2 separate regions of the Homo sapiens genome follow, and region 2 is linked to region 1. Evidence: read pairs that join two places in POLR2A ChIA-PET (ENCODE). Cell type or tissue: endothelial cell of umbilical vein. All regions are shown on one strand.

Region 1 (5,000 bases):
TTCTAAGATAGCATAATCCACATACTTAGATGTACCTATAAAATATCTTTTTACAGAATAAAGGGCATGCTATTAAGGAATGACTTTTCTTCCACTGATTGTCATGTGGATCACTTCCTGAACCTGAAGGAGGTTCTGGAACTCCAGACACCGGGTCCTGAGCTCTAGCAAGTAGCTGAGGGAAGAATTTTCAGCCCCCAGCTGCCAGGGGTTCTCAACACAGAAGCAGGACCAGACCAAGCTTTTGGGAATTTGTTCATCATTGTACAGCCGTATCACGGCCTATCCGGAGTGGGAGGGCTGGAGAGTAATTTCCTGACCCTCAGGCTCTGAGCTATTGTTTTGGGGTCTTGCGTACTCTTTTGATCAATTATTTTTTCTGCCTTTAGCCATAACAAGCAACAGGATGGTGCAGCATCCAGGTTCAGAAAGCTGCCTCCTCTCACTTAGTCAAAGTTAATTAATTCTCACTGTACCTTGAACTAGGTCAGCTGCAGGGCTGTGCTGGGCCTGACCTGCTGTCAGGGGAGGGCATTTCTTGTCTGTCTCTTGATGTGCTGTCCTGGGCAGGGAAAGTGGGAAGGGGGTAGGTTTCACCTTTGCGTGGGATCATCTCTCCCCCTTTCTTCCGGGGAGGTGACCATTTTCAGATCTGTGGGTGGGGAGGAAAATCTTCTCTTCCAAAAATAATCTCTCTGCAGTGGGGTTTGAAGCTGGACCAAGCTGCTAGCGCTATTTTTACCCAGCTTGCAGTTCAGGGTGTAAATAGCAACTCTGGCTGTTTTTTCCCACAGCTGACAACAGAGTCAACCTCTTCGAGGCAGGAGCATTCTGGCATTTCGCACAGAGAAAACAGAACACAATTTGCCCTCGGGCCCAGTTGATGATTCCTGGACCGTGGGGTCGATATCCAGGGCTGGCATCTCCACGGTTCTTTTATCTCAGTCTCCACTATAAACACCAGGCCCCATGAGAGCTGCTGGGCTGAGGCTCATTTAAAGAAGCTTCCTGCGGAATGATGAGGGAAAAGGCAGGTCCGTAAATCCCCGCCTGCGCCCGCCGAGGATTCCAAGCGCATGAGCAGCTCCAGGCTCCAGCTTGCTGTCCCCCTTGCCCTCCTTCTTGCATTAGCAGGCACTTCCTCTAAGGCTGCTGCCCTGGGAGGGTTTCTTGCAAACCCACTAGATCTGAGGAAAGACAGAGAAAACATCTACTTAAGGCTGCCCAGATGACAGCATGTGTCTAAAAATATATGTCTCCTAGTTTTCGAGTGATCGAAGGCCCCACAGCCTTCAGCACTGGAGTCATTTAGAGGTCATGGTGAAAGGACTGGCTCCCTCCTTGCCTCCATTTAAGCAGAAGCTGCGAGAAAGCCCCCAAAGCCTTGGGTCATGTCTCCAACAGGCTCGGGTGAGTGGGAAGTTCGGCCTCATAGAAGGCCCCTTGCTGGTGCGGTTCATGAGGACGATAAATTAGCAAAGCTGAGGTGCGCCCATCACGGTGAGCAGTTCTCTATTGCTTCTCTTCTGGGGAATGAACAGGCTTCATTTGCTTTTCCCTGAGGCCAGGTTTCTAACCCAAATCTGTCCCTGGAGTCTTTGGCCTGAAATAAGAAAGGAGTCTTGAGTCAGCAGGAGAGCCACTCCTCACTATGAATTACACAGCAACTCCTTGTGGATCTGCCCGTACCCTTCCCCCGGGCACACATCAATCAATCGAAGTATTTCTCAAATATCTACCCCATACCCAGAACTGGGCATTTAGGTACGTGGTTCAAGTTTCAGATTCTTCCAGCAAATGGTTTGTATGGGGTAAGAAAAAGGATTGGAGGTCAGGTAGGCAGCTGAGTAATCCCCAACTCTGCCTTTTTAAAAGTGGTTTCAGTTGCGCATCCTTGGAATTGATTCTGGGCAGCTGTTAATTGCAAAACTCACTGCCAATTATCGATAGCTAAAGTGGCATTGGAGAGCTTCTCATGGTAAAAATAGGGGCAGGTAATAGATGAGAAAATAGCTTTACATTTGAGAAGAGAGGATGGGAACATATTGTCTCAATCTTGCTGTGTTCGAGGTTTCCTTTGTCAGCCTGGGTTCTCTCCCAAGACTGGCCAGCAAAGTCTACTTAGTGACCTCCAGCAAATAGTCCACCAGCAAGCTACTTAAGATTAGAGCAGGCTGGGCGTGGTGGCTCACGCCTGTAATCCCAGGACTTTGGGAGGCTGAGGCGGGTGGATCACGAGGTCAGGAGATCGAGACCATCCTGGCTAACATGGAGAAACCCCGTCTCTACTAAAAATACAAAAAATTAGCTGGGCGTGGTGGTGGGCGCCTGTAGTCCCAGCTGCTCGGGAGGCTGAGGCAGGAGAATGGCATGAACCCGGGAGGCGGATGTTGCAGTGAGCTGAGATCGTGCCACTGCACTCCAGCCTGGGCAACAGAGCAAGACTCCGTATCAAAAAAAAAAAAAAAAAGATTAGAGCAAAACTTTATCTTGGCAGCAAGAACAGAGGGGATCTCTGCTGAGTTCAGGGCATCCTGTTTCTCACCGGGCTCAGTCACATTAAACAGCCAATACCAGTTTTAGGAAAATCCATGTTGAATTTTAAATGTATTTTGGCTCATTTGGGGGGTTATGATTGTCCAATTCAGCTGGTAGTTTGTGTATCAAACTTCAAATCGACAAACGATGTTTATTCAAGGAAGTTTCTTGAAGCCTAGATGGTACATGTTTACCTTAAAAAGCAAAACCAAAAAATTCCAAAAAACAGAAACAGGAAAAAGTGCCCTGGTGAGTAAAACCAAAAGCATGTGGCAGACAGACACAATGCAGGCCTGAGTATTTTGAACAATGCTCATGGCCCCAGCCTTGACACTGGGGAAACTGGGAATGTGGTCGCAGACTTCCTATGTCAAGTGTTTCCCTGGATTTCCTGGAATCCAACTTGAAGTGCCATTTCCCCTGGTGCCACCAAGGAGTTAAGCTTTGGTTCTGTTCTCCCAGTGACTAAGAATGCTCTGTGTGGCTCTGAGATCATCCAGAAAGAAACTGACAGTCGGCGTGGGAAGAGTGTGAGCTTTCAGTGCTCTTGAAATGCCTTTGATGGGCATGGTGAGAGAGCAAAAGGCTTATTGCCACCTAGTGCCCCTGATTGTGTAATTTCGTCGTGAATTCTTGTTTCTTCTTTTGAATTTTGCATAATTTTAAATGAAGATCTCTAACTCCTTGGGGAGCTTGATATTGTGATGTGTGAGTTATTCTATGGAGCTATTCTATGTGAGCTATTCTATATTTTAGACAGCAAACGTATCCCACCACTTGGAAATATCACCCATTTTGATTGAAAACAAAGTAGAATCAATGACCTGACCAAATCACACGTGTGTGTGTGAGGGAGACTGGGTCTTTCCACTCCTGATGTTTTCTTTCTTCTGAAAGGAGTCCAAACACTCCTTGCTTCTCTCCACCCGCCCCCTCTTCCCTGAGAAGGAGGAGTGGTTTAATATGACTGGTGAGTTTGGAAGGAGGAACTGTGCCTTATATCATCCTCTCTTTTCTTCTTGGGAGCAAGCTTCGCTCCCGTGGGGTGGGAAGAGTAGGCCCATTCCAGCTCAGCTGCCTGTCATCGAGCCGCCAAGTCTGCCTAACTCTGAAGTTGAGTATCGGGAAGCTCGATTGTCTGATGATATAAGCCACGTTCTCTAATATCAGCTTTATCAGTAGAAAAGGTTATTTTTGGTCCTCATCTAGCTTGCTGCTATCTTCTGATTCAATTCAAAATTCACAGAGAAGGGAGCAGACTGCTATTTTGGGGCCTCCTCAAAGACCCCAACATATTTACTGGAAGATTTCCTGTGATTAGAAAAATCCCAGTGTTGGGGTAAGGTCCAACTTATAGATCCACATCATCACTTTCTTATATAACACCAGATTCCTTAGCTGTCAGCTGAGTAAAAGAGAGTTTATGGGTGTTCCTTGCAGCTAAAATGCATCCATTCAAAAGTTATTTATTGAATCCTTACCACGTGCCAGGGGACACATAAGTGATCAAGAGAAACAGTCTTGGGCCGGGCGCAATGGCTCACGCCTGTAATCCCAGCATGTTGGGAGGCCAAGTTGGTTGGTCATTTGAGGTCAGGAGTTTGAGACCAGCCTAGCCAACATGGTGAAACCCCATCTCTACCAAAAATACAAAAAATTAGCCAGGCATGGTGGCAGACACCTGTGGTCCCAGCTACTTGGGAGGCCGAGGCACAAGAATCACTTGAACCCAGGAGGCGGAGGTTGCAGTAAGCCAAGATCACACCACTGCACTCCAGCCTGGGTGACGGTAGTGAAACTCTGTTTCAAAACAAAAAAAAAAGAAAGAAAAAAAAGAGAGAGACACAGTCCCTGCTGTCACACAGTTTATAATTTAACTAGGGTGTATCAATTTAAAAGTTTAATGTTTCAAGTGAAAGAAAACAATCTCAAATAGGCTTGAGTAATACAGGAATTTATTGTCTCACTGGAGATCCAGGCACAATTTGATCCAAGATTCAAACAGCATGGATCCATTTCTTGGCTCTGCTTCCTTTGAGTTGGATTCATTCTTTAGCCACCACATGTTGGAACCCCTCTCTCCTGGCAGCTTCAAGTTTTCCACGACGGCTGCAGCAGATCTAAGACATACCATTTACCAGGCTGACAAGAGTCCAAGTTCCAGCAATCCCTGGAGGTCCATCCTGAGAAGGCCATCTCAGGTTATAGACCAGCATAAATCGGGAGCTCACAGGACAGAAGACACTGATTGGCTCACGCCCAGTGGGGCCCACCCCCTGATATGGGAAAGTTGGGCCCTTTCCACTTCCAGAAATTTGGGCACCTATTTGGAAGGGAGAAAGGGCCACAACTAATAACTGTTTATGATAGAAGGAAAAACAATAAATATGCTTATACTTCTGCTCTGAGGGAATCATTCAGCCTGCAGAAAATGGAGACATCTCATTACTACCTGGCGAGTC
Region 2 (5,000 bases), 370 kb before region 1:
CCCCCTTTTTTTTTTCTTTTTAAAAAGATGGGGGGTCTCATAATGTTTCCTAAGCTGGTCTCAAACTCCTGGGCCCAAGCCGTCCTCCCATCTTAGCCTCCATAGTAGATGGAAACACCGGCGCACCACTGCACCCAGCTTATCTTTAATGGAATTGCTAACTAGATGTCAAAAAAAGTTTGACTTTTTGACTACAAATTTTTGATTATTATCCACTTAAATAAAACAGTTAAGAAAGTGATAAGGGGCCGGGCACGGTGGCTCACGCCTGTAATCCCAGCACTTTGGGAGGCCGAGGCGGGCGGATCACGAGGTCAGGAGATCGAGACCATCCTGGCTAAAACAGTGAAACCCCGTCTCTACTAAAAATAGTAAAAAATTAGCCAGGCGTGGTGGCGGGCGCCTGTAGTCCCAGCTACTCGGGAGGCTGAGGCAGGAGAATGGCGTGAACCCGGGAGGCGGAGCTTGTAGTGAGCCGAGATCGCGCCAGGGCGACAGAGCGAGACTATGTCTCCAAAAAAAAAAAAAAAAAAAAAAAAAAAAAAAGGTGATAAGGTTATAGTTAGTATGAATTTCAATATTCATCTTTGTTAACCAAATGATCTTTGAAATATAGTTCTGATGATATTATTTCCCCACAATAAAAACCACAACATCAAATTTTTCCTGTTACCTTAAAATCACTGTATCATTTTGTGGATTCAAGTATCCTTCATTTGCGAGTAAGTCCAAACGGAAAAATCTATTATAGCCCCAGCATTCTCCAACTTCAAAGTCAGATGCAAATTCTCGAATGATATTTTTTGTAGGATCATTACAGGACTGGTGAACCATCTCTACACGATATTCATATCTAAAATTGAAAAACAGACCATTACTATACAGTTAGTAAAGTAAGAATAAAAAACAAACTCATCTAAACATTAAGGTCACTAAGTAATTACCTGAGAAGAAACCTTATTGATATACGCAGTTACATTTCTTTTATCATTTATAAAAACAGCAGTATTTTGGGGTTTTTTTATTTATTTAAGATGGAGTTTCACTCTTGTTGCCCAGGCTGGAGTGCAATGGTGCAATTTCAGCTCACTGCATCCTCTGACTCCAGGTTCAAGTGATTCTCCTGCCTCGGCCTACAGAGTAGCTGAGATTACAGGCGTGTACCATGCTTAGCTAATTTTGTATTTTTAGTGGAGACGGGGGTTCATGTTGGCCAGGCTGGTCTTGAACTCCTGACCTCAGGTGATCCACCCACCTTGGCCTCCCAGTGTGCTGGGATTGCAGGCGTGAGCCACCACACCCGGCCAGAAAAAGAGCAGTATTTTTTTGTTTGCTTTTTTGAGATAGAGTCTCACTCTGTAGCCCAGGCTAGAGGGCAGTGGCGGGGTCTCAGCTCACTGCAACCTCTGCCCCCCAGTTCAAGTGATTCTGCTGCCTCAGCCTCCCAAGTAGCTGAGATTACAAGTGCACACCACCATGCCCAGCTAATTTTTTGTATTTTTAGTAGAGACAGGGTTTCATAATGTTGGACAGGCTAGTATCAAACTCTTGACCTCAGATGATCCACCCTCCTTGACCTCCCAAAGGGCTGGGATTACGGGTGTGAGCCACTGCGCCCAGCCAAAACAGCAGTATTTTGAACGAACCACCAAAACATGAATGGCAATAGGTCCTTTTTTCCTCGTAAAGATGTTTACCGATATATCAGGTATAAAACAACACCTCAAAAAATAAATAAATTTTGAATAAACAAGTAATTCAAAGTTGCTTTTGTTTTACTAATGCAATATTTTTTCCATATATTCACTACATATGTTTCCTCATAAATATTGTTATTTCTATTATCCTTTGAGGTTTATCACCTTGCAATTTTAAAATATAAATTTTGAAATACTCTACTGTATTTTGCCAGTACAAGTGATAAGAAAGCAAATTATTGTGTATTCAGAAAATCAAAGGCTATAAAATTTCCTAATAGAAAATAAGTATGCAGCCATAAAAAAGAACGAGATTATGTTTTTTGTGCAACATGGATGGATGGAGCTGGAGGCTATTATCCTCAGCAAACTAACACAGGAACAGAAAACCAAATACCACGTGTTCTCACTTATATTGTGGGAGCTAAATGATGAGAACTTATGAACACAAAGAAGGAAACAACAGACACTGGGGTATGCTTGAGGGCAGAGGGTGGGAAAAAGGAGAGGAGCAGAAAAGATAACTATTGGGTACTGGGCTTAATTCCTGGGTGATGAAATAATCTGTACAATGAACCCCCATGACATGAGTTTACCTATGTAACAAACCTTCATACGTAACACCAAACCTAAAATAAAAGTTAAAAAGAAAAGAAAAAGGAAAAAGAAAATAAGTAAGCTGGACACAGTGGCTAACACCTGTAATCCCAGCACTTTAAGAGACCGAGGTGGGCAGATCGCCTGAGCCCAGGAGTCTGAGACCAGCCTGGGCAACATGGCGAAACCCCGTCTCCATAAAAACAAAAAACAAAAAAATTAGCTGGGTACGGTAGTGCATTCCTGTAGTCCCAGCTACTTGGGAGACTGAGGCAGGAGGATCACCTGGGCCCAGGAGGTTGAGGCTGCAGTGAGCCATAATTGTGCCACTGTGCTCCAGCCTCAGTGACACAGCAAGACCCTGTCTCAAAAAGAAAAGAAGTATACATTGGGAAAGCCAATATATTCTAATTTATATATCCAATCTTGTAAAATTTTCAGGTTTACAAAAAGACAAAGAAGATAGCCTATAAACTTTTGTGCATTAATGCACATTATCAAGAAAATGAAAAGAAAACCTACCAAATGGGAGAAACTATTTGCAAATCATATGTCTGATAAAGGTTTAGTATCCAAAATATATAAAGAATTCTTGACCGGGCACAGTGGCACACACCTGTAATCCCAGCATTTTGGGAGGCTGAGGTGGGCGGATCACCTGAGGATACGAGTTCAAGACCAGCCTGGCCAATATGGTGAAACCCCGTTTCTACTAAAAATACAAAAATTGGCTGGGCGTGGTGGTGCATGCCTGTAATCCCAGCTATTTTGGGAGGCTGAGGCAGGAGAATTGCTTGAACCTGGGAGGCAGAGGTTGCAGTGAGCTGAGATCATGCCACTGTACTCCAAGCTGGGTGATAAAGTGAGACTCAAAATACATTAAGTAAATAAATAAATTGAGACAGGGTCTCACTCTGTCATTCAGGCTGGAGTGCAGTGGTGCGGACACAGCTCATTGCAGCCTCGACTTCCTGGGCTCAAGCAATCCTCCTGCCTCAGCCTCCTGAGTAGCTGAGACGTATGCAGGGTCTCACCATATTGCCCAGGCTGGTCTCAAATTCCTGGTCTCAAGCAATCCTCCTGCCTTGGCCTCCCAAAGTGCTGGGATTACAGGTATGGGCCAGCCAGTCTGGCATATTAACCTTTGACTGAACACAAGACACTGTAAATTTTACTCTGTTGGATGTTAGATACTTCAGCAACCTTATAAATTTTCTTGAGCTTCCTTCTGGGATGCAGTTAAGTTACTTGAAAACAATTTGATCCTTTCAGGTCTCACTTTTGTTAGGTGGGTCCAGAGCAGTGTTCAGTCTAGGGCTAATTTCTGCTATCGAGACAAAAACTTCCTTAGTGTTATACCCAATCAGTGACCCATGAATTATAAATTTCTCCACCGTGGCAGGTTGCAATAGACACAGTTCCTGGCCCCGTGTGAACACCAGTCACTCACTATTCCCTCTAATCCTGTCAAGGAGTTCTTTCCCCAATCTCAGGTAGTTTCCTCAGACATATGCCCTGATAAGTACTCTGCTGAATACTCAAGGGGAACCCATTACGGATCTCTAGACTTCAGTCTCTGCAGCTTTCTCCTCTCTGGTATTTTGTCCAATGCGCTCTAGCTGTATTGTCCTTTCTAGACTCTCAGCACTATCCCCTCAACTAAGTCTGCCAGATTCTCCCTCAGTCCCAGCTCCTCCCTGTGTTGCAGCCTGAAAACTCTCTCAAGGCTGTAAGCTGGAGAAATTGTAGAGTTAGTTTGTGTTTCTCATCTCTCAGGGACTACTTTCATTTGTTACCACCATGTCCAGTGTCTAGAAAATGTTGTTTCATGAGGTCTTTTTTTTTTTTTGGTTGTTGCAGGAAAATGGGTAGATCTCATCCCTCTTGCTTCATGTTAGCTGAAAGCAGACATTCCATACTAAACTAACAGATTTCATGTAACAGAGTTAAAAAAAAAAATCATTAATATGATTCCAGATCCCACATTGTAAATAACATTTAACAACCTACCACTTGTTCAGTTTGGATGTAATATCAAAGAAGATCCACAATTATCTAAAACCACTTTAAAAAATATTCCTCCTTGTCAAAAAGTACATTTGTGGTTCTCAGGGACTGAGGGAAACGGGGAATGGGAAGTGACTGCTAAGGAGTACAGGGATTCCTTGTGGAGTAAATAGAATGTTATAAAATTAGATGTTGGTGATGGTTGTAGAACTCTGCAGACAGATTTCATACATGTATTTCAATCAAAATGATATTTTAAAAAAATTGAATATAAAAGCAGACATGAGAATCCAGTAGTCTTCTTCTAAGCCAGATAGTAAAGAGATTTCTAAAAACGCAAAGCAATACAAGTTTTCTTAAAAATATTTTGTTTTTAGAAAAATACCATCCTATGATGCCAAGAACATATTATTCTACATCTTAACAGACATACCAATACAGTAATTAACAAAAATAAAAATTAACAAAAATTGCTAGGGGGAAGGTATGTAAATGCACATTAAGGTTGTTATTTAATTACACTTCTTACTTAGAAGTTTCAGGCAAGCCAGCTGAGAGCTCCAGAAACACAGATAAGTAGTAACCTCGCACAACTCCATTTCCATCCTAAAAGAAGAATAATCAGTTTGAGTGTAAAAAAATTAAGCCACAATAAAACAAAATGCAGATAATATCTGATATCTAGATTGAGAAGTACTT

Evidence for each region. Peaks named below come from ENCODE experiments on the same cell type or tissue, not always from the same donor. Only the 100,000 strongest peaks of a DNase experiment are listed, where the experiment ranks them.
Region 2: POLR2A ChIA-PET joins it to region 1 with 5 read pairs; 2 of 35 experiments call an interaction of 5 or more read pairs at or near these places.

What each region holds. Positions count from the first base shown.
Region 1 is chr17:59,424,665-59,429,664 of GRCh38, forward strand. No RefSeq gene overlaps it. Among named protein-coding and RNA genes, the nearest start is that of MIR4729, 61 kb to the left of the region's middle. RefSeq lists a silencer at 3,050-3,179. In endothelial cell of umbilical vein, no CTCF peak of the experiment used is centred here; DNase peaks (open chromatin) are centred at 1,077, 2,867 and 3,357; H3K27ac peaks cover 4,377 bases.
Region 2 is chr17:59,056,202-59,061,201 of GRCh38, forward strand. TRIM37 (tripartite motif containing 37) reads right to left here. Exons shown (of 24, transcript NM_015294.6): 12 at 4,831-4,907; 13 at 674-853. It also overlaps the pseudogene RN7SL716P. Among named protein-coding and RNA genes, the nearest start is that of TRIM37, 48 kb to the right of the region's middle. In endothelial cell of umbilical vein, no CTCF peak of the experiment used is centred here; no DNase peak of the experiment used is centred here.